2 separate regions of the Homo sapiens genome follow, and region 2 is linked to region 1. Evidence: read pairs that join two places in POLR2A ChIA-PET (ENCODE). Cell type or tissue: PC-9. All regions are shown on one strand. Each heading gives the region's core, and the rest is flanking DNA. Links, peaks and the distances in the headings are about the cores only.

Region 1 (4,385 bases), core at 205-4,204:
AGACGGGCATCATGAAGAAGGTACCAAGCCGGGGGGCTGGCCGGCCCCGGGGCCCGGTTGGGGTGGGGATGTGCAAAGGGAGCCCGGGAGGACCGCAGAGCCGAGGCGGAGGTGAGAGGCTGCGAGTCCGCAGGAGGTGTGTGGGAGGGGATGGCTCCTGCCCGGGGAGGGCCGAAGGGGAGGGGCCGCCGGGGAAATGTGGGGAGAGGGGAGATCCCGCGAACGCTCGCAACCGTGGGGAAAGGCGCAGAGGTGGGAGTGACCGGCGCCAGAGAGGAAGAGGGCCCTTGCTGAGTGAAGGGGTGAGGAGCGGTGATGGGAGGCTACGAGGCTGCCGGGGAGGTGGATAATGAGAACCCGGGATCAGTAGGTCCAGTGCACTCCGGTGTTCGGACGAGGGCGCCGGAAAAGCAGGGAGCAAACGAGAAGGTATGGAGGTGAGGAGGCTGGAGCTGCATGACAACAATGAGCGAACATGTGTGGGAGGAAGTGGGCACCACGAGAGTAGTGCTGGTTGGAAGGACAGGCAGGGTTAGGGACCAGGTAAGGGAGCGGGGCAGGAGAACTGGTGCTGCCCTGAGCAGCAGGAACCTAGTCCTGCGCCGGCCGTGAGTCTTCCATGGCATCCACTGGGAACCACATGCTCCTGGCAGGACCCGCTGCAGAATCTCCTGCCGTTAGGACAAGTGGGGTTTCCAGCCCTAGGGAGAATCTATGCTTGGATGGGGTTTGGGGGAAGTCAGGGAGGCTTGCAGAGGTACCTAGGAATTCCTCTTCTGCCAGCCAGTGAAAAGTGTTGAGGAAAGGAGTCATTTTGGGGTGTAGACGATAAGGGAAGAGATGAAAGCAGAGGAACTGGGAGACAAGGAGCTGGATCCTTGGGAACACTGGCTGGTGTTTATTTCTGTCCCATGTAGAAACCAGAGCTGCTTCCAAGGTGGTTTGCAGAACTTTGTTGGGAGAGTATGGCATCTATGGGGCCATCCTTGAAGGTCCCCTTCCTGGGCTCATGGCAGGATGTTTAGTGCTAATCTAGGTCTCGTCTCCCATCACTCCAGACACTGTTGTATCAGTGTCCCTTGTCACTTGATCATCAGTGGAGAAGATTGTGGGGGGAGGTAATTAAGGAAAACTCTCTTCTCTCCTTCCATAACCTTCTTCCCAAGACAAAGGAGTAAGGGCAGTAAAGTATTACAGGGCAAAAGGAGAAACTAGGCTGTGGCAACAAGTTGGAGCCTGTGCAGTTTCTGGAAAGAAACATGGGACAGTTGGAGCTTAAATGGTCCATTATCACTAATGTCTTGTACAAATTCCAGTGTGATAGGTAGGGATCCATCCTGGTCCCTGTGACAGTGAGAAGGGGTGAGGCTCTGGGACATTCCAGGCACTAAGCTGTGTTGGGGAGCAGCTAGCTGGGTCCTTCGTATCCCCTGAAGTTATATGTTCCATCACTGGGGGCTGTTACTGTTTGCTTGGGGTATCTTCAGGTCAATGGGGCTGCTCCTCAAAGGAGGAGCATGGGTAGTTTTGCTGCTTCCAGAGATCCTGATAGGACACCCTGCCCTCAGAGTCATTAGAGACGAAGGTCATTATGGGAATGGGGGAATGACATCACTGTATAATTCTTTTTCCAACTTCTCAAGGAAGGTAGAGATAAAAAGTTTGCTGACCTGCCCATCTCCCTCCTCACCCCTCAGGCCTATGAGCTGTCCACGCTGACAGGGACACAGGTGCTGTTGCTGGTGGCCAGTGAGACAGGCCATGTGTATACCTTTGCCACCCGAAAACTGCAGCCCATGATCACCAGTGAGACCGGCAAGGCACTGATTCAGACCTGCCTCAACTCGCCAGACTCTCCACCCCGTTCAGACCCCACAACAGACCAGAGAATGAGTGCCACTGGCTTTGAAGAGACAGATCTCACCTACCAGGTGTCGGAGTCTGACAGCAGTGGGGAGACCAAGGTGTGTTTGGGTTGCCTATGTGAGAGGAGGGAAGGGAGTGGGGTCCCTCTCCCTTTCTGGCCCAGGACAGGTGGATAGGTGCCCACCGATGTGGAGTGGAGCCGGATTAACGACCCTCGTCCTAGGGGACAGGTGTCCATCCTCACTTTCCTGATAGAAGACCGCCCCCCTAGATAAGCGGGCGGCCTCCGTGCCCATATAAGGCCGGCTTGGGCTCCACGCCGGCCTCCCGCCCGCAGCCCGCCTGCCTGGCAGGGCCTTTGCATTCCTCCCGCCAGCTGTCTCCCCGCTAGGGGCGGGGGTGTAGTTTAGCCCGGCCCTCCGGGCTGGGTCGCCAGGGAGTAGAAAGGGAGCACTCCGGTCCCGGGGTCCTGGGAATCCAGCACTCTTGGCAGGCGGGCTGGTTGACTGGGCCGGGGACTACCTTACAAGCCAGCCGCTGCCCTTTCAGGGTGTTGGGGGCCTGGGCAGTTAGGGAGCGCATTTGCCTGCTGCTAGGGATGCCTGCGCTGTTACTCCTCCCCCTTCCTTTTCCCGGTAAGGAGAGGGGGTGGGGCTTCCTCCCTTGCTGTCTGGGGAGCTCCACCTTCCGGGTGGCACTTAACTGACTGGCCAATGGGAGGAAGCGGCACTGTTTGCCTTAGCAACGCCTCTGCCAATCAAGGGTCTTGGGCCCAGCTGCTTTGCAAACGTCTCGTGCTGACCCACCCCGCAGCCTTTGAGCCTCTGGTTGACTCATTTCGGGTCTGGGCTTGGTGGCTTGGTTCTCAGTTTCCTTCTTCCCCTTCTAAGAACGAAGTCTTCCTTAGGGGAGAGTCAGTGCTGTAGGCTACCTCCTCTCTTAGTGGCATATCATCTGTAATAATTTTTAAACTTTTATAACAGTAGGGCTCATTTATTCCCAGGAAATTTTGTTGGATGAGTACATTCTTTTGGTAGTTTACATCTTGGGTGTTTGACATATAGTGTGTCATTGCCAGATTCTCAAGATCTCTCTCAAACTCTTAAGTTCCCTGAGAAACTCAGTTCCTATCTCAGAAGCCTGACAAATTAGAGCTGGAAGAACTCTTTGAAAGAAAACGTAGTAGCCCAGCCCCCTCATGCTTATAGAAGAGGAAAACCGAGGTTCAGAAAAGGGGACTGGTTATTTCAGGGTCACTTAGATGGTCATTACCAGAGCTAGGAACAGACCTTGGTGTCCTGACTCCCCAGCCAATGGGATTACCACAGTCCGCTGGAGCAGAGAACTCAGGGGATTATAATAATGACAATGATAATAATTATCATAAGAGCAGCAAATATTTATTTTGGTTTTTTTATGTGCCAGGTAGTGTTTTCTAAGTGATTTACATATGCTAACCTACTTAATCCTTACAGCAACCTAGGGGGTAGGTATTATCCTCCTTTTACCGATAGAAAACTGTAGCTCAGTAGATCAATAACTTACCTAAGAGTCAGGCATCAGGTAAATGGTGGCGTTGGGATTTGAACCCAAGCTCACTGGTTTCAGTCTGGGTTCTCAGTCCACACAAAGCTTCTGCAAAGGCAGGATCTGGTAGGGGCTCATTGCTTCATCTTTACTCTGGGTATAGGACACACTGAAGCCGGCGTTCACAGTCACCAACCTGCCGGGTACAACCTCCACCATCCAAACAGCACCTAGCACCTCTACCACCATGCAAGTCAGCAGCGGCCCCTCCTTTCCCATCACCAACTACCTGGCACCAGTGTCTGCTAGTGTCAGCCCCAGTGCTGTCAGCAGTGCCAATGGGACTGTGCTGAAGAGTACAGGCAGCGGCCCTGTCTCCTCTGGGGGCCTTATGCAGCTGCCTACCAGCTTCACCCTCATGCCTGGTGAGTCACGAGGGGCAGGGAGAGATTCGTCCTTCCTGGGGCAAATCAAGCATGCTAAGAGTGTGTTTAGGGCTGGCACCAAGAGAACCTCTTTCCCTGCTCAGAAGGAAGGTGAATAGGGGCCAGAGCCTGAGCGAAGCCTCTTATATCCCGTTGGCAGGCATACCTCTGCCCACTGAGACCCCTGCTGTCCTTGTCAGTAAGTTTCAACCATATATTCTGGCCCTGTCTAGCTACCCCAGCCCCGTGCCCTCATTGCCACAGGGCAGTAGATGTTTCACCACTTCCTGCCTTGACTGGAAGGCAGATCATGTCTTTGATGGGTTATTGCCAGCTCTTGGGTCAACTGAAGAAAAGAGAGACAAGGCCCAGGGCAGGAGGAGGAGGGATGGGCAAGAGTAGAGCGTGGAAGCCCCCAGAGTGGATACTTGGGCCTGAAGGGCCTCTTTGGCTTCCAGGAAAGATAGTGATGGGAGTTGGAGACCAGTGTGCCAGACCCTGGGACTGGGGTGTCCATGGGTACTTGGTGGAGGTGGCAATTGGGTGGGACAGAGCACAAATAAGACT
Region 2 (4,385 bases), core at 187-4,186, 81 kb before region 1:
GGCCCACACCACCATGGCTGGCTAATTTTGTATATTTTTGTTTTAGTAGAAATGGGGTTTCACCATGTTGGCCAGTCTGGTCTCCAACTCCTGACCTCAGGTGATCCACCCACCTCGGCCTCTCGAAGTGTTGGGATTACAGGCGTGAGCCACTGCGCCTGGCCGGTTTCCTCTTTTGTAAGATAGGAATAATAATACCAGTCTCGTTAGAGTTCTTGCAAGAGTTGAGTGAGATGGTACTGCATTTCATTAACTCTTAGATGTTTTTTCTTTTCACATTTGCACATCTTTGAAATTGGGATGTAACTTATAATTAATTACGGTAGTCACCCCTTATCTGTGGTTTCATTTTCTGTGGTTTCAGCTACCCATGGTCAAAAAATATTAAATGGAAAATTACAGAAATAAACAACTTACAAGTTTTAAGTTTTATGCCATTCAGAGTAGCATGATAAAATCTCTTGATATCCCACTCCATCCCGCCCAGGACATGAATCATCCCTTTGTCCAGTTTATCGAATGTCAGGGTATCAGATGCTTGGGTTCAAGTAACTCTTTTTTTAATTTATTTTATTTTTGAGATGGAGTCCTGCTCTGTGGCCTAGGCTGGAGTGCAGTGGCGCGATCTCAGCTCACTCCAACCTCCACCTCCCGGGTTCAAGTGATTCTCCTGCCTTAGCCCCCTGAGCAGCTGGGATTACAGGCACGTGTCACTACGCCCAGCTAATTTTTGTATTTTTAGTAGCGATGGGGCTTCACCATGTTGGTCAGGCTGGTCTTGAACTCCTGACCTCGTGATCCACCCACCTCGGCCTCCCAAAGTGCTGGGATTACAGGCGTGAGCCTCTGTGCCCGGCCTACTGTGCCTAATTTATTTATTTGTTTTTTAGAGATATGGTCTTGCTCTGTTGCCCAGGCTGGAATGCAGTGGTGCAATCATGGCTCACTGCAGCCTCGACCTCCTGGGCTCAAGTGATCCTCCCACCTCAGCCTCCCAAGTAGCTGGCACTACAGGTGTGTGCCATCACGCCCAGCTAAATTTTTGTAGGGATAGGCTCTTGCTCTGTTGCCCAGGCTGATCTTGAACTCCTAGACTCAAGCAATCCTCCTACTACCTCAGCCTCCCAAAGTGCTGGGATTACAGATGTCAAGTGCCTAATGTATAAATGAAACTTTATTGTAGGTATGTATATATAGGCATAAAACATAACATTTGGGGGTTGTTACTACCTGAGGTTTTAGGCATCCACTGGGGGGTCATAGAACATATCCCCCCCAGGATTGGGGGGACTACTGTATATAACATTGTGCCTTAGTTCAACTAGTACCACTTTGTCCTCTTGGTGCACATAAATAATGGAGCATCTTCTAAATTCAGTATATGTGAAGGACTTAGTCTGTGATACTGTGAATGCTCAGTAAAAGTTGGCTATAACTGTGATGGTTATCTGTGGAGGTTATAACTGTGATGGTTATCTGTGGAGGTTATAACTGATGGTTATCTGTGGTAGTTATAATTGTGATGGTTATCTGTGGTGGTTATAGCTGTGATGGTTATCTGTGATGGCTATGACTGTGATGCTTATCTGTGATGGTTATAACTGTAATTTACAGGCCTAGTTTTGCTTCCCATCTACCAGTAACTTTCAATAAAACCTGTTTTCCTTTTAGTCTGGCATGTAAATAACAAATGATGCTTAAGGCATAAAGCATCATGCTAAGTATTGTATGCATGTGTGCATGCTGATGGCAGGGGGGCGGGGTGACTTTAAGTCTTTATAAGGCAAGAGATGTTTACAAGAGGAGGTAGGTGTCCCTAACAAGGCAGACAGTCTATCTATTATGGAAAGAATACAGTGACTCTCTAATGATAGGATCTCCTTTTTTTTTTTTTTTTTTTTTTTGAGACGGAGTTTCACTCTTGTTGCCCAGGCTGGAGTGCAACGGCACAATCTCAGCTCACTGCAATCTCCACCTCCCAGGTTCAAGCGATTCTCCTGCCTCAGTCTCCAGAGTAGCTGGGATTACAGGCGCCCACGACCACGCCCGGCTAATTCAAAGTCTCCATTTTGAAAGGCTGAGCTGGGGGACACTGGAGGTTCACTCCAGGAATGGATTGCTGGTAGGTGAATCAAGACAGAATCTGGAGAGAGTGATTAACAAGACAAGGATACAGAGAAGACCAAAGAGAGGCACACAGTAAATGTCAGGAGCTCAGAGGATGGAGACCTGGGTCAGGCAGGCAGGAGACGGACAGGAGATGCTAGCGTTTTCTTCCCCAGCAGCACACTTGTGTGGGGCTGATTCTAACTTTGTGGAGACAGCTGGTTGCCATCCATTCTATTTTGTGCTACCCAAGCATTGCTGAATGCCATTGTCACTGGTAAAGGGTCATGACTGTGAGTGTCTAGGTTCTTTGTGTTTTGAACAAAGAATTGGACAAAACCCCCAGCAAAGCAAAGAAAGAATGAAGCAACAGAAGAACGAAGGCAGGGATTTATTGAAAATGAAAGTACACTCCACAGTGTGGGAGCAGACCCAAGCAGCGGCTTAAGGGCTGGGATACAGAATCTTCCTGGACCCAAATACCCCCTAAAAGTTTCCCACTGGCCACTTCATGCAAATGTCATGCTCCTGTGCAAACATCTCATTGGTTAGAAAAAGCAACCAGTCAGAGGCTAGGGTGAAGTTAAAGTTATACTTCTACGCAAAGGAAGACTGGGCCAGCAGTCAGTCTGATTGGTTGTGGACAGCAACCATTCAGAGGCTGGAGTAAAGTTACAAAGTTGCAAACGAAGACAGGATTCGCACTCAGTATGATTGGCTGCAGACAGCCAATTTCCCATCTGCCTGGCAAAAAAGTTCAAAGGGAGTAGTAGCCTCTGCTCTTTTTGTTACTTAGGCCTGGAAAGTAGATAGGGCTTTCATTTCAATTTAGTTGGAGGACGTCGGTGTGAAACAGCCTTAGATTCCCTGCCTGCAGACCCTGTTCTCCTGCCTCACCAGTTTTCCCCCTTCAGTCACGTTGTAACTTCCCAAAGGCTAAGGAATTCTTTTTTTGGTTGCTTTCTGGTTCATTTGATGGTGGGGTGGTTTGGTTATGGGGTTTATATGGTAGGTGAAGAGACAAAGTTGTGTCCCTTTTGTATGAATATCAAAAGCAAATTTTTTTTTTTTTTTTGAGACGGAGTCCGTCTCGTCGCCCAGGCTGGAGTGCAGTGGCACGATCTCGGCTCACTGCAAGCTCCGCCTCCTGAGTTCACGCCATTCTCCTGCCTCAGCCTCCCGAGTAGCTGGGACTATAGACGCCTGCCACCATGCCTGGCTAATTTTTTATTTTTATTTTTCTGTATTTTTAGTAGAGACGGGGTTTCAGCGTGTTAGCCAGGATGGTCTCGATCTCCTGACCTCGTCATCCGCCCGTCTCTGTCTCCCAAAGTGCTGGGATTACAGGCATGAGCTACTGCGCCCGGCCACAAAATTGTTTTTTAAAATAGATTGCTGGCCAGGCCACGGTGGCTCACCTGAGGTCAGGAGTTCAAGACCAGCCTGACCAACATGGTGAAACCCTGTCTCTACTGAAAATACAAAAATTAGCCAGGCGTGGTTGTGGGCACCTGTAGTCCCAGCTACTTGGGAGGCTGAGATAGGAGAATTGCTTGAACCGGGAGGCGGAGGTTGCAGTGAGCTGAAATCATGCCACTGCGCTCCAGCCTGGGCTACAGAGCGAGACTCTGTCTCAAAATAATAATAATAATAAATAAATAAATAAAAAGGCCGGGCGCAGTGGCTCACGCCTGTAGTCCCAGCACTTTGGGAGGCTGAGGCAGGCGGATCACCTGAGGTAGGGAGTTCGAGACCAGCCTGACCAACATGGAGAAACCCAGTCTCTACTAAAAAAAAAAAAAAAAAAAAAAAAGTTAGCCAGGTGTGGTGGCGCATGCCTGTAATCCCAGCTACTTGAGAGGCTAAGGCAGGAGAATCGCTTGAACCTGGGAGGCGGAGGTTGCAGTGAGCCAAGATTGTGCCATTGCACTCCAGCCTGGGCAACAAGAATGAAACTCTGTCTTAAACAAACAAACAAACCAAAACAACAACAACAAAAAAACCCACAGTAGATTGCTGTGTAGATGCGTGTGTCAAGCCTTCTACCTGTTCACTTCTGTAGGCTTAAGCACTTTACCACATATGGGTTTCGGAAAGCATTCTTTCTGCGTTGTCACTGAGGCCCAGGAAGGAAAGGGGCCAATTTATGGAAGGCAAGAACTTAAGAGTCCCAGGGGCTAGGAGACTCAGCCCCTCGATTAAGGAATGCTCTTCTCCGCTTCGGTTGGCTTCCTATGAGAGTGTTTTGAAGAATAAGGTATTGTATAATAGATGGTGTG

The links. Peaks named below come from ENCODE experiments on the same cell type or tissue, not always from the same donor. Only the 100,000 strongest peaks of a DNase experiment are listed, where the experiment ranks them.
Region 2: POLR2A ChIA-PET joins it to region 1 with 10 read pairs; 9 of 35 experiments call an interaction of 5 or more read pairs at or near these places.

Annotation. Positions count from the first base shown.
Region 1 is chr6:43,172,150-43,176,534 of GRCh38, forward strand. It overlaps SRF (serum response factor), which reads left to right. Exons shown (of 7, transcript NM_003131.4): 1 at 1-20; 2 at 1,698-1,964; 3 at 3,557-3,818. Among named protein-coding and RNA genes, the nearest start is that of SRF, 3.1 kb to the left of the region's middle. RefSeq lists enhancers at 80-1,048, 339-548, 2,697-2,926. In PC-9, for the core only: no CTCF peak of the experiment used is centred there; a DNase peak (open chromatin) is centred at 2,602; H3K4me3 peaks cover 2,564 bases; H3K27ac peaks cover 516 bases.
Region 2 is chr6:43,091,303-43,095,687 of GRCh38, forward strand. All of the region lies in intron 1 of PTK7 (protein tyrosine kinase 7 (inactive)), which reads left to right. Among named protein-coding and RNA genes, the nearest start is that of PTK7, 17 kb to the left of the region's middle. RefSeq lists an enhancer at 1-107. In PC-9, for the core only: no CTCF peak of the experiment used is centred there; no DNase peak of the experiment used is centred there; H3K4me3 peaks cover 128 bases; H3K27ac peaks cover 275 bases.